Linked DNA regions of Homo sapiens: all the other regions are linked to region 2. A link is a contact called in ENCODE Hi-C data. All regions are on one chromosome and are shown on one strand. The core of a region is the stretch at or near the end of the contact, and the rest is flanking DNA. Distances in the headings are between cores, read along the strand shown. Region 1 holds the start of RFTN1 (raftlin, lipid raft linker 1). Region 2 has its middle 28 kb from the start of SH3BP5. Region 3 overlaps RFTN1 (raftlin, lipid raft linker 1).

Region 1 (4,121 bases), core at 840-3,339, 1.2 Mb before region 2:
CAAGTGAATCCAACATTTGGCTCCTCATTAAATATTCCAGGTGAAAGAGAATTGGAACACCCTGGATAATTGCTGAATGCAGGTTAAGAAGAGCCTTGAAAGATCTGCATGCTATTGGCTCATCCACTCATTCCACACATATTTACTGAACACCTACTATGTGCCAGTAGGAAGCATCAGAATATCAAGAAGATCAGGAGTTCTAGAAAACCCTCAAAAATGCAGATCCAAGCAGGGAAAAAAGTCATTTAAGACATTTGCCCATGATTATTAGCACTCGGGAAAATATTGAGTGGAAGAAAATGGAAGCAATCAGAATAGCATATTAACCTCAAGCACTGGTGTCTTAAAAAAAAAAAGCACAAAAAACACAACGGTGTGCAAAAGTTTTATAGAGTGAAAATGATTTGCTTAAAAGAAATCAAGCACACTGCAACTAGGTTATGCTGCATTCCCCCACCCCCACCCTCCTTTTTCCTTTATCTTCTTTTAAATGCCTACCGGTTAACACCTATCAATTTTATTTTCTTTCTGTGGCCTAGTGACCAGCAAAGGATCAGAAAGATTTTGGATGGACCCTGACTTGCAGCAATTCAAGGCCTCGGGCAGATAGATAGCATGAAGACCCCTCCCTTTGGCTTCATAAATGGGTGTTCACAACCTCTGGTGATGCCCCTGAGCAAATGTCCCTGCGCACTACTGTCTGAACCTGGACTTACGTGGTCACCTGGTCTTATTTTCTTTCATGTGGCAAGCTCAAGTGTAGGGGGGAAATGGGGGACACTGGGGATAGTGGTGGTGAGTGTGACACCAGGAAAAGGTGGGGTGGAAAGGGAAAGGAGAAAAACAAATAAAAACAAAACAGTGGTGAGGGAGGGGGAGCAAAACAGAACTAGAAAGGCTATGGAAAGAGAAAATAAGGAAGAAAATCTCTGAGAAGCTGTGGTAACAGGAAGAGTCCCTGAAAACAAAATAGTGCTTCCTTACTTGCTGGAGGAGTGTTATTAGTGCCAGAAGGACCTCATCGAAACACTGCTGGGCCCCTAAACCAGCCCTCCACCCTGTGTGCTCCAGTGCTTAACTTTGCCCACACAGGGTCTTCTTTGCCCAATTAGAAAATGGAGATAATTAATTAAATTATCTCACCCTTCTTGTTCTAGCCCCCTTAAAATAATGATAATAGCTAAGTTATAGAGTGGTTGCTAAACACTTTACATATAATAACCCACGAAGAAGTGCCATGTGACAAATAGGCGCAGAGCAGTTAAGTCACTTACCCAAAGTCACACAGCCAGTAAGTACTAAAGCCAGGAATCCAACCCTGATTATTTGACTTTAAAGTTCCCCCTCTTAACCCCTACACTGTAATTCTGCTTGGTTTAGTTTTACGAAGAAAATATTTTCTAATGGCTCCTTGCCTCACATCTTCACTTTACTAATGCAGCCTGGTTTACTAGTGCTTCACTCTTTATATAATTTTCTCCCTGGGTGCCTCAAGTTGCCACGCAAGGTGATTCTCCAGATCTTCTCAAACCTCTGGACATCTTAAGTAGGTAGACCAAGGGATGGCAACGGAGACAGTGGCATTACCCTTCCCTGAAGCACTAACTCGCAAGAGAGAATTTCAGCAGCACCTGAGATGTTTAGGGATGCTCCCACCTGTGGAATGGGGTCGAGAAATGGTCCTCTCTCAAGTCGGCCCCAACCCCACCCCCAGCCATCAGCACCTTGATGGCAGTCGCCCTTTCAGCATCCTGGCTCAAATCTTGAAGGATCCTTGTCTCCCAGGCGCTCTTCCTGACAGCACACAACCTTGATTAGGAGGGGCTGGGAGGGAGGATCGATGAGCCCCTGACCCCTGGGTTCTGAGGCTGCCAGGGTCGCTTGCAGCTCGGCCGCGTGGAGGTGACCGGGCGGAACTCCGAGGGGGCGCGGGGAGAGCTGGGCGGGCCCACCGCTCCAGCGGCTGCTGTCAGGGGCCGCGAGGCTTTCCCTGAAGATGCAGCGTAGCATATTTTGCACATGAGTTCAGAGGAAGAGGAAGTGTAGCCGGCGGACGCGCGGCGGCGGCGGCGGGGGCGCGTCGGGGCTGGAGCCGGAGCGCGCCGGGCGCTGGGCGCAGCGAGCGAGAGCGCGGCGGCCGCGGGCTCCGGCGAGGGACAGACGCACCGATCGCCGGAGGGACAGACACACGACCACGCGGCGCCACCGCCCACGCCTCCACCCACCGGCGCCCAAGTCCTCCCCGCGCCGCCTCCTCTGTATGGCACAAACTTTCCTCCCGGGACGGAACACGCTGCCTCAGGGAGCCCGCGACCGCGCCTTCTCCTCCGCCGGTCCCATACGGTAGGCGGCGGGGGGGGCGCGACAGGGCTTGGGGTGTCGACCGGCACAGGCCCCTCCGTTTGGCCCCATGGACCGGGTCTCTGGCGGGTAGTGGGAACCGCGCGTGGCGCCTCCCTGCAGGTTGCTCTTTGCCGGGGCTCCGGAGCTGCCAGAGCAGCACCCCCTGGCCCGCGTCGGATGGGGACCTGGGCTGATCCTTGGGACGCCTGGATCTTGGGCCAACTTTTTTTTGCGGGGAACGGGTGTAGGGGAGTCATTCCTGGAGCGATGTAGGGAGAGGCACTTCGGAGCAGCCTGTTGGGGGTCGTAGGCTCTGCAGGCTCAGAAGCGCCTAGGAAGGACGCAGAGGTGGGGGAGCTTGGAGGCTACAGGTGGGTCCAGGACACACTGCCGCTGGGGTCCTCGGAAAAGAACAGGAGGGAGCTGGTCGCGGAGTCCAGGTTTCCGGGGTGCGCGCGGCCTGGGTGGGGCAGGGTGGAGGCGGTGCCTGACTGCCCCTCTGCGTGTGCCCTGGGAGGTGGGTTTGCTCTGGGGACAGAGGTGCTGGACGTGTAGGAGCAGACATGCCGCGCGCTCCGAGGAAGCGCCGGAACCACCAGAAGCACAGGGACGCGGGTGCCGAGAGTCCCCAGCACTGAAAACGGGGATCTCCTCTTCTGTAAGGGATTTTCTTCCCTTGTCTTAACCCACTTCTCTAGACTCAAGGGACGCCAGGATGGATATGGGTCTGGGCGAGGAGGAGGTGGTTGTGTATTTCGGGAAGCCCCGTTGTCAGGCACGCGCACCCCAGTCCTAGGCCAGGGCTGGTGCCCTTCACCTCCGGTGTCGCTGCCTTTGGCAGCAAGAACCGCGTGGAGGCCAAGGTTGTAGAACCAGGCACGCTCCCTGCTGTCTGTCTGTGACTCTGTGCTTGCCCTCAGCTGCCCTGTGTGGTTATGGGTGATCCCTAGGGACGCTGGGTGGTGTCAGTGAGTTTCTTCGGGGGCTTAAAACAAACAAACAAGAAGTACTTTTTTAAAAAAAAAGTCTGGCTCAATCTCTGTCAGTGGTCACCCCAGTTTCCAGCAACTCATGTGCTGGAACCCTTGTAGTCGGTACAGCTGTTTCAGGAGCTGGGCGCTCAACTAGACTAGGCATCTTCCAACCCCTGCCATCGTGTGTCATCTCAGGATAAGTTAAGGCCTTGCCAGGAAGGAAGCCGGGTGTAATGTGAGCGACCTCTGGGCCTGTGGGTAGGGCCTCTCTGCTGCCGGGATTCCTAATTTGTATCTCTGAACAGCTGAATCCCAACGAAGTTCAAGTGACCCCAGATGTCACCAAACCCCAGAGAGGGGTTACGAAGCAAGCTGTTTGGGACTCTTTGGTGCGTGTGTGCTAACCTCAGTGAAATCACTCTAACCTCAGACTGAGCTCTGCATCCTCTTTTGCCTTCAGTGGGGTTTCTGGCCCGCCTGAGTGATTCAAAGCCCCAGAGCTGGCACGTCATCCTCTGGCTGCATTTGTATATCAAGTCACTGGGTTGGTTTTTCTTTGTTTGCTTTTTGGCTGTATGGACATGGGGCAAATGGAAGTGGAGTGTTGTGCAGTTAGCTAGTAGATTTGGTACAGGAATTGAAAGATAATAAATTGGGAATACAAGTCAGTGAGTTCTTTTTCTCCCTCTTGAGCAGGAATTTTTGGCTTACATTCAAATAATTGCTTTGTCTGTAGGGAAACAAGCAGAAAATCTTTGGCATGAGTGATGTGAGTTCCTGTAAAGCTACTTATGTTCTTCC
Region 2 (3,770 bases), core at 1-2,500:
TCCAGCATTCTAGCCCTTGGATTAGAAAGGGCTAGAAAGCACTGGGATGTTCTTAAACACCACCTTTCTAGCCCTATGCCCTTGGTCAAATTAGTTTAAATGCTCGGTTTCTCCTCTGTAAAATGAGGACAGTAACAGCACTCATCTCACGTGGTTGTTGTGAGAATGAAATCAGTTACCGCATGTAAACCTTCAGCAGTGCCCTGCTCTCTGCCATGGCGTGTTTATGGAATGTTAATAGCATGAGGCGGGAGGCGGACAACCTCAGGCGAACCTGCTAGAGGGCACCCCCTTGTGTATGACTCTGATCACTGTGGTTTCTTTTCTCTGGGTCTGAGTCAGACACAGAGATTTCTGTTAAAAAGTAGCAATAGGAGGCTGGGCACAGCGGCTCACACCTGTAATCCCAGCACTTTGGGAGGCCAAGGCGGGCGGATCACCTGAGGTCAGGAGTTCAAGACCAACCTGGCCAACATGGAGAAACCCTGTCTCTACTAAAAATACAAAAATTAGTCAGGTGTGATGTCAGGCGTGTGGAATCTCAGCTACTCGGGAGGCTGAGGCAGGAGAATTGCTTGAACCTGGGAGGCGGAGGTTACAGTGAGCTAAGATCACGCCACCGCATTCCAGCCTAGGTGACAGAGTGAGATGCTGTTTCAAAAAAAAAAAGTCAAAGGATCCCTTTAAAGTCTATTCCTATCTAAAATTTTGTAGATGTCTTAGTTCGGTTAGCCCAAAAGTGGACCCTGAGGCAAAGGATTTTGGGCAAATCATCTATTTAAGAAATGATTCTAGGAGGCAGAGTAAGGAAGTGAGACAGGGAAGAGAGAAAAGCCACATAGGGCACATTGCCGAGCAGGATACCTCAGAGGACAACTGGGCCGCAGTCCTGTGAAGGCCCCTCTGAGAGACTGTGCAGCGGTGAGGAGGCTGGCGGGTGGACTCACCAGCTCCTAGCCCTCATCTGTTGAGGCTGTCCTGGGGTGTTACCTCCCAGCAATTCTGGCCAGTCCTGTGTGTGGGCTCAGAGGAGCCCTCAGGCATTGAAACACAGGCACGTGAGGGAAGAAGCCAGCAGGGACAGCAATTGTCTTCCAAAGCTGCATCTGACAGTGCACTGACACAGTTCGCTTCAGTGGGGGATGGCTGAGCTAAACACGGCTGTCAATAATAAGCAAAAGAGACATGAAACGTTAGTTTTGACTTAATTTGATTAAAAACGTAACTGAAAGAGGTTTGACCCCAGCCTGGGTCTTTCAACTTCTCCTTCCTCCCCATACCTACTAATCACAGTCTGACTTTCACCGGGTGATTCCTTTAGCAATTTATATGTGGTTTCATCTTTAAGGATGTGCTTATGAGAAGCTCCAGCCACCCACGCTTCAAAGTTCACATATGATTAATGGGTAAACTTTTCAGTGGTTTGAGGAAGGTAGTCAGAAGATACTCATTATTTTAGTATCTGCTCATTAGCAAGGAAAATTGGCTTCCTAAAGTGTTTCTGTCTTTTTTTTTTTCCTGTTATTTAAACAAATAGCATGACTTGTAATGCAAAATCTTAGGACCGTGGGATGTTAGATTCATCTGGTTAGAGTTCAGTATAAAGTAGAGCTGTAAGAGCTTGCATTTTGTTAAATAAATGAATGACTGTCTTGTTAAATTCCATAAAAAGCAGTTACCTCTGTTCAGTTTTCCAGGTGAGAGTGTGCATGCTGGTCAGCAAGTTTATGATCATTACTTTTAAAAACATTTTATGGTAAAGAAAATGAAATACAGAATGCCACATTTGTATCTACACTATGAGTACATAATGTATAAATTATGTAAGTTTATAGACAAGAACAGGAAGGTAAAATGAGGAAATGAGTACTTTTGCCAACACAGTCAATTTTCTTTTAAAAACAAGGAGGAAAGAGAGATGAGCAGTATCCTTAAAATCAATCCCAGTGTGACATGGAACTTTCAGGGTGTTTTTTATTAACCTTGGCAACTTTTCTAGGCTCAGATCAAGTTACTGAGGAATTTCCCCAGATTTTCTACCACTCATTTTTGTTTTCTCTAAAAGTAGGCTGAAAAATTGAGACTGCCAAGAAAAGCACAGTGCATAAGAATGAACCTCAAAAACAATATGCTAAAGTGAAAGAAGCCACAAAAGACCACATATTGTATGATCTAATTTATATGAAATTTCTAGAAAAGACAAAACTATAGATATAGAAAGCAGATCAGGAGTTACCTAGTGGTGGCTGAGAGCAGGGATAGAATACAAATGGCACAAGGAAAGTTTTTAGGGCAATGAAATTGTCTTAAACAGAAATGTGGTGATGGTTGCATGACAATAAATTTAGTAAAACTCACCAAACTGGATTTTATGATATATACATTATACAATAAATCTGTTTAAAAGAGAGACTGAGGCTGCGTGTGGTGGCTGACACCTGTAATCCCAGCACTTTGGGAGGCTGAGGCAGGCGGATCACTTGAGATTAGGAGTTTGAGACCAGCCTGGCCAACATGGTGAAACCCTATCTCTACTAAAATACAAAAATTAGCTGGGCATGGTGTTGTGTACCTGTAACCCCAGCTACTCAGGAGGCTGAGGCACGAGAATTGCTTGAACCAAGGAGGCGGAGGTTGCAGTGAGCTGAGATCACACCATTGCACTCCAGCCTGGTGACAGAGTGAGACTCCATCTAAAAAAAAAAAAAAAAAAGGGCCGAGCACGGTGACTCATGCCTGTAATCCCAGCACTTTGGGATTACAAAAAAAAAAATGGCCTCCTGATGTTTCTTCCAACAAATTGTCTTCCTGAGTACTTACTATATAGACAAATAGCAGCAGCACTGTCCAACAGAAATACAATGGGAGCCACAGATACACTTTTTTCTTTCCAGAGATGAGGTCTTGCTCTATTGCCCAGGCTGGAGTGCAGTGGTGTGATCATAGCTTACCATAACCTCAAACTCCTGGGCTTAAGGGGTCTTCCCACTTTAGCCTCCTAAGTAACTGGGACTCAGGTGCATGCCATCATGCCCCTAAATTTTTTATTTATTTTTATTTTGTAGAGACAGGGTCTTGCTGTGTTGCCCAGGCTGAAGTGCAGCTTGCACCATCATGGCTCATTGCAGTGTTGACCTCCCAGGATCAAGTGATCCTTCTGGCTCAGCCTCCCGAAGTGCTCATATTACAGGTGGCCACTGTGCCCAGCCAAAACAAATTTTTTTTAATTAAAAAAATTGTAGACCAGGTGTGTGGCTCACGCCTGTAATCTCAGCACTTTGGGAGGCTGAGGCAGGTGGATCACTTGAGGTCAGGAGTTTGAGACCAGCCTGGCCATTGTGGTGAAACCCCATCTCTACTAAAAATACAGATATTAGGCAGGTGTGGTGGCATGCGCCTGTAATCCCAGCACTTTGGGAGGCTGAGGCTTGAGGATCACTTGAGGCCAGGAATTCTGAGACCCACCTGGCCAATGTGGTGAAACCCTGTCTCTACCAAAAAATACAAAAATTAGCTGAGCGTGGTGGCATGCGCCTGTAGTCCCAGCTGCTCGAGAGGCTGAGGCAGGAGAATCACTTGAACTTGGAGGTTGCAGTGAGCTGAGATCGCGCCACTGCACTCCAGCCTGGGTGAGAGAGTGAGACTCTCTCAAAAAAAAAAAGAAAGAAAGAAAAAGAAAAAAAGAAACAAAGGTATCTGTTGAATTCTGTTCTGTAAATGCACACTCAACGCTGATCCTTACCTTTTTTAAGAATTAATTTTTCACGGCT
Region 3 (4,110 bases), core at 173-2,672, 1.1 Mb before region 2:
AAGCTAGGTGTGTAATGTTATGCTGACATTTGTGTAGAAGAGGAGGGAAATATATAGACCTGTTCACTTTTGTATGAATTCTTTGATTGTTAATGCATATACACACAAAAAGATAATACTGATTTCCTCTAAGGAAATAAATGTAGGAGGTAGAGGATAGGGCTAGGATGTAGACTTTTCACTGAATACACATTTGTACCTTTTGACTTTTGAACGTTGTTTGCCCTTCTCAAAAATAAATAAATTAAAAATCCAAATTTTAAAATAATTCAATAGGTGAAAATATTCCTGGTTTTTATTTGTGTAATTCTAATGCTGAATTAAAGTGTGTTTTCAAATATTGGTTAGCCTTTTACACTTTTAAGGCAATTGCCTATTCATATATTTTTCCCGTTTAAAAATTATTTTGGGGTGGGGAGTGTTTTGCAAATTTAAGGAAATTAGCCCTTTGTCTTAAGGGTCACAGAAATTTTGTTCCAGTTTGTCTTTTGACTTTGTTTATGCTGCTTTTTGCCACCTAGTATTTTTATATTTGCTCAATGTATTTTTCTTCTTTTCCCTTCCCTTCTTCCTTTCTTTCTTTATTTCTGTGTGTTTTTTTTTAGAGGGTGGAAATGACTTTTTCATTGTGATCACTGATAAGACGACTCTAGATCTAAGACAGTCCATTATTATTTTATTTTATTTCATTTTTGAGACAGTGGCTTGCTCTGTTGCCCAGGCTAGAGTGCAGTGGCCCTATCATGGCTCACTGCAAACCTCCCCATTTCCAGCTCAAGCGATCTTCCCACCTCAGCCTCCTGAGTAGCCAGGACCACAAGCACTGGCTAATTTTGAGGGGGTTTTTTTGTTTTTGTTTGTTTGTTTGTTTGTTTGTTTGTTTGTTTAAGAGAGACCGAGTTTTACTATGTTGCCCAGGCTGGTCTCAAACTTCTCGGCTCAAGCGATCCATCTGCCTCGGCCTCTCAGAGTGCTGGGATTATAGGCCTGAGCCATCACGCCTGGCCGACATCCAATTATTAATGCCTTTGGGTGATTTGGAAAACGACAGGCTGCTTATAAAGTCTGTTTGAAGACAGTAAAAACTGGGACAAACTCATTTTAGCAGTGACCTAGAGGATCCTCCCCGAGGGCAAGGGAAGAGGGGTTTGGGCAGGGCTGAGTGGGCGTTGTGATGGGTCTTTGATGAGCCTCTCCTCTCTCCACTCCAGCGGAGCTCCCTGGGTCCTCAGCAGTGAGGCTGGCCTCCCTGCGTGACCTGCCCGCCCAGCTCCTGGAGCTGTACCAGCAGGGCTTCTCGCTGGCGGCCCTGCACCCCTTCGTGCAGCCCACCCATGAGCGGGAGAAGACGCCCCTGGAGCACATCTTTAGAGCCATCCTGATCAAGAAAACCGACAGGTAAGGCCTCCACGGGTGAATGGGTAGCATCCTGTTGCGGCTAAGTTATGCTCAATAGAGGAGGGGAAGTGAGAGGATGGGGTTGGGGGTTGAAATTTGCATGCTGTCCTCAGGGCCTCAGCCCTCAGACAGGTGAGGCAAACAGTTAGACAACCAGAGAGGTTTCTTTCCTAGCATCCTGCGATGAAAAACAAATGCATGTCCAACTGCAAGTAGAGAGTTCCATTTTACATTCTTTCCCTCTTTTAACTCACTGGATTAAACTCAGCTAGAAAAATGTCTCCTCAGAAGAAGCATATGCCCAGAATGATGTGGCTAGTAAAAGTGCAATACTTTTAAACTGAAAGGCATGACTGGAAAACAAATAATTTTGTTTAGAGGCTATAGACAAACTTAATGTCTTCCCGCAAAGTCTAGAAATACTTTAACATTTTGCGCCTACCATAAATTCTGTCAATCACTTGACAGTTAAAAAAATACAAAAAATAAACACCACCTAAATAAAATGCTATAATTGGTTTGGTCTTGATTTAGATTTTCAGGGCTTGGGGATGTTTTTCAGTTTGGCTTGCCCAGTTGAATGCTTATGCCTATATTTCAGTTGAGCCTAATTAAGAAAAGAGAAGTGGGGTTAGTCTTTCAAAAGGAACAATATTAATTTTTTTAAAAAAAAAAAACAGTGAGGATGGGATGGAGAGAGCAGTATGTTTTTCCTGCTTTCATAAAAATAAAAATTAAAATGAAGTCTGGGAAAGGAAATCAGATTTGTCTTTTGGCCAACTATCATAGAAGGAATGACAGCATGTGCCACATTTTAAAAAGGGAGTACAGAGCAGCTCCTCCTTGTTCTCTCCTTTTAAAGTCACTTTGCAGGTAGACAAAGCATTTGGCTGGTGTGCTCATAAGGGACAGCTGTGAGGCATGAGGTTGCGTGTCTAAGACTGACTCCTCTTTCCTTTCCTTTCCTTTATTTCTTCATGGTTGATCAAGCTCTGGGGCTCTTACTCTACATCAACACACATTACGTCAACACACATTAGAATTCAAAGTGAAAGGTGGTGCATGTTTTTGCTCGAACCCAGAATTCACACATGTTTTGGTAGGGCAAGACTTTTCTCAGTGTCTGCCTTTTATGTGTATTAGTTTGTCTTTCTCTCTCTCTCTCTTTTTTTTTTCTGTAGAAACAAGGTCTCGCTATGTTGCCTAGGCTGATCTTGAAATCCTGGCCTCAAGCGATCCTCCCACCTTGGCCTCCCAAACCACTGGGATTATGGGTGTGAGCCACTGAGCCTGGCTGCATATTGGTTTCTTTTCTTTTCTTTTTTATTTCCTTGAGATGGGGTCTCACTCTGTCACCCAGGCTGGAGCACAGTGGCATGATCTCAGCTCACTGCAACCTTTGCCTCTCAGGCTTAAGCCATCCTCCCACCTCAGCCTCCCAGGTAACTGGGACTACAGGTGCACGCCACCATGCCTGGCTAATTTTTTTATTTTGGGTAGAGACCGGGTTTCGCCATGTTGCCTAGACTGGTCTGGAACTTCTGGGCTCAAGAGAGTTTCCCACATAGGCCTCTCAAAGTGCTGGGATTAGAGGTGTGAGCCACCACGCCCAGTCCATTATTGGTTCCTTTAGGTTGATTGGCTGTTGATCATTATCTGGGTCAATCATGAGAAGATTGGGGGCCACAGTGGTTTTGAGTGACACTGACACATAGGATATGTATAATGACAGTAGCTTATATTTAGTGAGCACTCACTGTATGTGAGGCTTGATCATTATCATTTCATCTGTATCATATGGCTATGAAATAAGTGTCATCTTTGTTCCCATTTTAAAGGTGAGAAAACTGAGACACAAATGTTGAGTTGTCAAGGTCACACGGATGGCAGCAAGCAGAGTTCTGCCTTGCTCCCAGGAAGGCTGTCTCCCGTACCTGCATTCTTAATCCTGGCATGAAGCACGTGCTGAGTTCCTTTACCCACAATTCTTGTGGAGAACCACTTTAGGAAAAGAAAGTGGGGGAGGATATCTTTGATCTTCCATAAAGAAGTACTTTTATTACTCAACCTTTCCCCCATTTTACCCCTCAGTAGTCAGTAAGTAAATCAGAATTTCAGCAAGGAAACAAAACAGACAAATGAGTTGTATGGATTCTATAAGGCATCCACTGGGCTCCAGGGATTCTATTCTGCAGATTATCCGAGTGGCCTTAGTGTTTAAAGGAGACAAGTCCATTTGGGTCAGATCACTGGCACATCCTTCAGTGTGATCTGCCATAGGCGGTGACATGAGCTCAGGACTTGGCCTGAGCTTAACTCAAAAAGTGAAGGTGTATCTTTTTTTTTTTTTCTCCCTGCTGTGGAGCAACACTTCTCAAACTTTAATGTGCTTGTGAGTCTCCTGGGGATATGGTTAAAGAGCAGAGTCTGATATAGCAGGTCTCAGGGGAGGCCTGGGACTCTACATTTCTAACTTGTTTCCAGATGGGGCAGATGCTGATGGTCCGTGGCACGCACTTTGAGTAGCAAGTGTGTGGAGGACCTAATTCTTGCCTGGCTTCATGCCTGGCACTCAGCAACACTATTGGGGCTTGCCACTTTACTCCTAGGAGAGCTGTAAGCACCAGGCTAGGTAAGAAAGAACACAGAACTCGTGGCCAGGAGGCCTGCGTTCTAGGCTGCACTTGGCTACTAGTAAGCAGTGTCGTGCAA

Evidence for each region. Hi-C counts contacts between places; a loop is a spot of excess contacts on that map. Pooled maps may share reads with other maps.
Region 1: a loop to region 2 is called in a map of GM12878, with 8 times the contacts of the local background. The contact joins the promoter of RFTN1 here to the enhancer-like site in region 2. A Hi-C loop is called at or near these places in 1 of 168 maps with a recorded cell type or tissue (GM12878), 12 of 37 single-sample maps with no recorded cell type and 11 of 50 pooled maps.
Region 3: a map with no recorded cell type shows a loop between it and region 2 (6-fold over the local background). The contact joins two enhancer-like sites. A Hi-C loop is called at or near these places in 2 of 37 single-sample maps with no recorded cell type and 3 of 50 pooled maps.

Annotation. Positions count from the first base shown.
Region 1 is chr3:16,511,667-16,515,787 of GRCh38, reverse strand. RFTN1 (raftlin, lipid raft linker 1) reads left to right here and starts at 2,089. Exons shown (of 10, transcript NM_015150.2): 1 at 2,089-2,346. RefSeq lists silencers at 531-706, 1,860-1,929, 1,960-2,319 and enhancers at 2,610-2,689, 3,240-3,649.
Region 2 is chr3:15,359,196-15,362,965 of GRCh38, reverse strand. No RefSeq gene overlaps it. Among named protein-coding and RNA genes, the nearest start is that of SH3BP5, 28 kb to the right of the region's middle. RefSeq lists a silencer at 387-446. Within about 2 kb of position 1,250, at least 11 of the 41 ENCODE cell types and tissues checked have a DNase peak (open chromatin) inside an H3K27ac peak, as active enhancers do; they include GM12878, where a contact is called at or near this core.
Region 3 is chr3:16,431,139-16,435,248 of GRCh38, reverse strand. RFTN1 (raftlin, lipid raft linker 1) reads left to right here. Exons shown (of 10, transcript NM_015150.2): 3 at 1,212-1,398. Among named protein-coding and RNA genes, the nearest start is that of RFTN1, 81 kb to the left of the region's middle. RefSeq lists a silencer at 1,395-1,524. Within about 2 kb of position 1,422, at least 3 of the 41 ENCODE cell types and tissues checked have a DNase peak (open chromatin) inside an H3K27ac peak, as active enhancers do.